Linked DNA regions of Homo sapiens: region 1 is linked to region 2. Evidence: chromatin loops called from intact Hi-C (ENCODE). Cell type or tissue: heart left ventricle. All regions are shown on one strand.

What was found. A loop is a pair of places that touch in the nucleus more often than their neighbours do. Peaks named below come from ENCODE experiments on the same cell type or tissue, not always from the same donor. Only the 100,000 strongest peaks of a DNase experiment are listed, where the experiment ranks them.
Region 1: it touches region 2 in a loop (2.3-fold over the local background); 5 of 110 quality-filtered maps call a loop at or near these places.

What each region holds. Positions count from the first base shown.
Region 1 is chr5:142,440,616-142,443,115 of GRCh38, reverse strand. All of the region lies in intron 3 of SPRY4-AS1 (SPRY4 antisense RNA 1), which reads right to left. Among named protein-coding and RNA genes, the nearest start is that of SPRY4-AS1, 120 kb to the right of the region's middle. In heart left ventricle, a CTCF peak has its summit at 1,229; no DNase peak of the experiment used is centred here; H3K27ac peaks cover 597 bases.
Region 2 is chr5:142,491,280-142,493,779 of GRCh38, reverse strand. No RefSeq gene overlaps it. Among named protein-coding and RNA genes, the nearest start is that of SPRY4-AS1, 170 kb to the right of the region's middle. In heart left ventricle, no CTCF peak of the experiment used is centred here; no DNase peak of the experiment used is centred here; H3K27ac peaks cover 2,500 bases.

The DNA.
Region 1 (2,500 bases), 51 kb after region 2:
CAGTTTGAGTTGGTGTATACGTCCCTTGCCTTGAAATCCCTTGCAGATTTAACTAATGCAGTCATTCAGATCTCATCTCATATCCTTGTATTCTGGGCCTGACTGGCCCAAGGAGAATCCCCAAGAAAGAGTCTACTCTAGGGTTACAAAAACGAAGTTGTTCATTTGTTTGGTCATTCATTCATTTCATTCAAGCACCCTCTATGTGCCAGGCACTGTGTTAGCTGCCAAAACCTTCTGGGTGGATTGGGCATAAGGCATTCCTGCATGAAAATATCAATGATATTCCCACCAGCATATCAATCAGGACCAACTCCAGCCACAAGCCAAATCTTGGTTCTCCTGTGTGTCAGAAAAGAAGTCTCTGGGATCAGGCTGGGTGTGGTGGCTCATGCCTGTGATCCCAGCACTGTGGGAGGCTGAGGCGGGTTGATCACCTGAGGTCAGGAGTTCAAGACCAGCCTGGCCAACATGGTGAAACCCTGTCTCTACCAAAAATACAAAAATTAGCTGGGCGTGGTGGCGCACACCTGCAATCCCAGCTACTCAGGAGGCTGAGGCAGGAGAGAATCACTTGAACCCGGGAGGCAGAGATTGCAGTGAGCCAAGATCACAGCACTGCACTCCAGCCCGGGTGACAGAGTGAGACTCCATCTCAAAAAAAAAAAAAAAAAAAGTATCTGAATTGTATGATCTATGCCAGATCTTTTCTAAGCTCTGCATATCCGTCGCTACAGCCGGACCCTAGCTCGTCTTTAAATGGAAGAGGTAATGGGGAATATCTGCACAGACTAAATTATTCATTTGCATCGAACCACATAAACAGCATTCAATCTCCATCTCTGGACAGTCTTCCCTGATCAAAGTATTCGAATGAGGTCCAAACAGGAACTGCAGATACAAAATGGGGGACTCAGAATGCCAGGGTAGAGCCTTCCACAGCAAGGTGTGTTGTTTCCTTCTTTGCATCAGATCTATTCACTGAGAACCCTTCAGGGCTGGGAATACTTTTGATTTTTACATCACAAGCGTCATAGAAAATATACAATGAAAAACCTAATGATTCCTTGGAGAGTTCATTGCTCTCCCCCATCTTCTTTGATTCCCCTGCCTCCTCTCCACATCCTTTGAACTTCTAAAAAGACACTTTGAAGGCATGTCATAAAGCAGTTTTTCATTCATGCGCCTCTCTTTGATGATCTTGCTATTTGTCTGAACTGCAGCGTCCACAGGATGTCGGGCCAGGAGAGCTGAAAGCCAATACTGACGAGGAAGGGCCAAGTGAGGAGGAGTCTGAGCTGCATATGTCAAGAAGGAGAAAGGGGAAAGAAGCAAGGAGCGAGACCAGAGGGAGCCACGCAGAAACCTCTGGCCTCTCTGCACGTCTGTCTTATCCTACAGAGTGGCGACTCTAAAAGGCCAAGGGTGCCAGCGCCCAGCGACAGTTCACAGCCTGAGACACGCTTTGCTCACACGCCTCCCTCCTCCTCTGGCTCCTACCTGATAAAAAGCATTACCGGTTTTGATGTTTCCAACCTCCCCCATTTTCCCTGGTGAAAGATCCATTCATTTCAGTGCTAACAAGACATCATAAGCAGGGAGAAGGAACAAAAGGCAGAGTGTGTGCTAAGGAGGGAGGCAGTCTGCAGAGGCACCACTCTTTTCACCTTATCCACAGAATAAAGGGTTGAAGACTAAGACTTTTTATAGATGACTCTCGAGAACTTGAAGTTACTCAGGTGCTCTAAAAACAGCAGCCCTGGCTCCCTGGGCCTGGGGCTAGGTAGCTGCAGTGAGGGCAGATCACAGCCTTCCCTGAACCTGAGTTATGGCAGATCCAAAGGGAAAATAAATCCCTTCCGTCTGTGAAGCAGGGAGTCTGATTAGTGCCAAGGAAGTGGTTGTGAGGGTCAGAGATGGGGAGAAAAGGCTTCATCCAGTTGTAAATACTAAATGCATTAGAATCTATCACTCTGGGGGATGTTGGTGTTGGTGGGGAAAGTGGAGAACTCATTTGCTCACAAATGTTTAGTGAGCATCTACTAAGCCCTAGGAGGATAAGAGTGAGCAAAATAGGATCTCTGCCCTCATGGAACTAAAAGTTTAAGGAGAGGTCACATGTAAAACAGTTCTATTCACGTAAGTATAATTATAAATTGAGACACATGCCTTGAAGGAAAAGTACAGTGTGTTATGAGACCATTTAACACAGACACGCTATTTGGACATAGGGGACAGCCTATATGGAGATCAGGAAAGCCCATCTAAAGAGGTGACATTTAGGCTGAGACCTGAAGGGGAGAGGGTACTAAGCAGGCAGGGTAGGGAACAGCATGTTGCACAGAGGGAACAGCATTATATGCACAAAGAACAGCATGAGATGGTCCAGCTCAGAGGAAGACAAACTGGTAGTGCTAGCGGCAGACCCGTCAGGATTAAAGATTCAACAAATGTGTGCTGAGCCTGTGACATGCTAGGTGCTACTCTGAGCACTGGAAAT
Region 2 (2,500 bases):
GGAATGCAAAGACATCTTTAAAACCTTTTCTCACTGGGCGCAGTGGCTCACGCCTGTAATCCCAACACATTGGGAGGCCAAGGCAGGTGGATCACCTGAGGTCAGGAGTTTAAGACTAGCCTGGCCAACTAGTGAAACCCCCTTCTCTACCAAAAATACAAAAATTAGCTGGGCCTGGTGGCACATGCCTGTAATCCCAGCTACTCGGGAGGCTGAGGAAGGAGAATCACTTGAACCCGGGAGGCGGAGGTTGCAGTGAGCTGAGATCATGTCACTGCACTCCAGCCTGGGTGAAAAAAAAAAAAAAAGTTTTTGCATCAGAAAATGGTCCCCTCAAAATGCATGTTATCACCAAAACAATAATCACCACCTCAGATCTGTAATCCTGCCAAAGAAAGCTATTCAATGGGGCAGTGAGATGACAGGGGCTCACAGAAGCTCATGTTCCCTGAAATATCCTTTGCATTTGTCTTTAAAAAGCATGAGGGGAAATCAAAGCAGCTGAAATTGTGGCTTTTTTTTTCCTGGCCAGATCTGAAAAACAATATTCCAGAAGCTGTGCATCTTATCTTATGGTCCACATTTCCAGTGGGGCCGAATACAGAAAGTGCATTTGGATTGGCACGTGGTTTGAACTATTTTACTTTAGAGAAAGAAAATTGAGCAATCTTGGAAGAACTCCATATTCTTCTTTAAAAAAAAATTTTTTTTTCTTAGGTTCCTCTTGAAAACTACTTTGAGCAGGAAGGAAGGGTTTGGAACAGCTGTCCCTCGGTGAGTTTGGAGAATGTTAATCACTGTCCCTTCTCTCTTTTACTTAAAGATTAGCTCACATCCCAGGCCCCTGCAAAAGGAAACCGCATATACTTAACTTTTGAGACTATCGTGAGGAACTTTTCTGTAACAGTAGTAGCATGTCAGCCAGATCTAAAAGATGCTCAAGTCTGGAAACTTACCCCAAGGCAATGAGAGCCCATAGGGTCAGCAATGGGCCGACTGGACATTTGAGAAAGTCATTTATTTCTTGACTAAATTTCCCCAGGAAAAAGTAAAACTTAAGAAAAACAGAGCACAAATGAAACTGCCATATACATAGGCATCTGCAACTTTAACCAAAGGGTGCTCTCAGGCAAGGTGACCCTGCATACACCATGTCAGCTTAAAAATATTATATTAAAGGCATTTTCCTCTGTATATTAAGTAAGGAAACATGCAGGGAAATAGATAACATATAATTCCATTTTAATAAAATAATGATTCCTCCAATCCAAGATTTTAAAAAGCTTTTATACGATTATTTGAGCACAGAGCTAGATGTGGAGGGATGTACAACCCACTGCGAATATTTGTAACAGGGAAGAGAGTAAGAGGAGGAGGGAGGAGGTGTTTTTAAAAAAAGAGAAACAAATTTTCTTGGATAGAAATTTTTGGAATTTTTTGTTTTGGAAACAAATTTTCTTGGATAATATGCATGCCATAATATTATGGAAAATTAAGACTAAAATTCTATCTTTGGTTTTATTGTAAAATGCAAACACTGAGTATGTACATAGACAAGAAATACAAGGTGACACAAATGGAAACTTGTTTGCTTTAGGATGAAATCATGGATAATTCTCTTAAAGCAATTGCCATAAGCCATTTTAGAAATATGGAATATGATACATTCTCTACCTGTGGCCAATACCCTTTATAACACACTGGTTAGATATGTAACCTTGAGACAAAAATGAAATGCATCTTAAAAGTCGGTCTGAGACTCTGTGAATACAGGTGGTGGTCTATGGAGTCTAAATGAATCATTCAGGCTAGAGAATTCCAGCCACACACACAAATGGGACAAGAAGTGAAGCCGTTCGCCTCAACGACTGATTTCCTTGGGCACCTGGTGGTCGCGAGGTCTGTGACCCCAGGAAAAGCTGGAGGCCGACACACCAGAGCTGCACAGCACTGAAGGGAAAAGCAGCATCTGACCCAAACATTTGAAACAGGTACTCTGAGTCTGTCAATATGGCCACAAGATGCTCGCTTTACATGGTGGATAGGAAACTGATCAGAAAAAAAAAAATAAGGAAATAAAATATTAAAACATGTAAATGTGACGGAAATTATAAACAGCCTAAAGCTCCTCTCCCTTCGGGAACAGCTGTGTCTGCTAATCCCTCGAGGAGTCCTCCCTGCGATCCCCCTTCCTTCCTTCCTCCCTCTCTCTCTAATAGCTCCCTTGTTCCTGCTGGACAAAACTAGCCCTTTGTGGCTGCTCTCAGAACAACATTAAAAACAGGAATAGGGAAATTGTAAACAGGAGGCTTCTGGCCTACAGGCGAAGACACACACAGGCCTCTGAGGCCTACTTCATGCTAAGCAAAGAAACAGATCTTTGTTGCTAAAGGGATTAGGACCGCGGGATTTCGGAGGCACTGCTGAGGCATTCAGCTGGCCTGAAGTAGGGGCTTTGTAAAGAGATACCTCCATTAGAGGTCTGTGAGCGGAAATCATT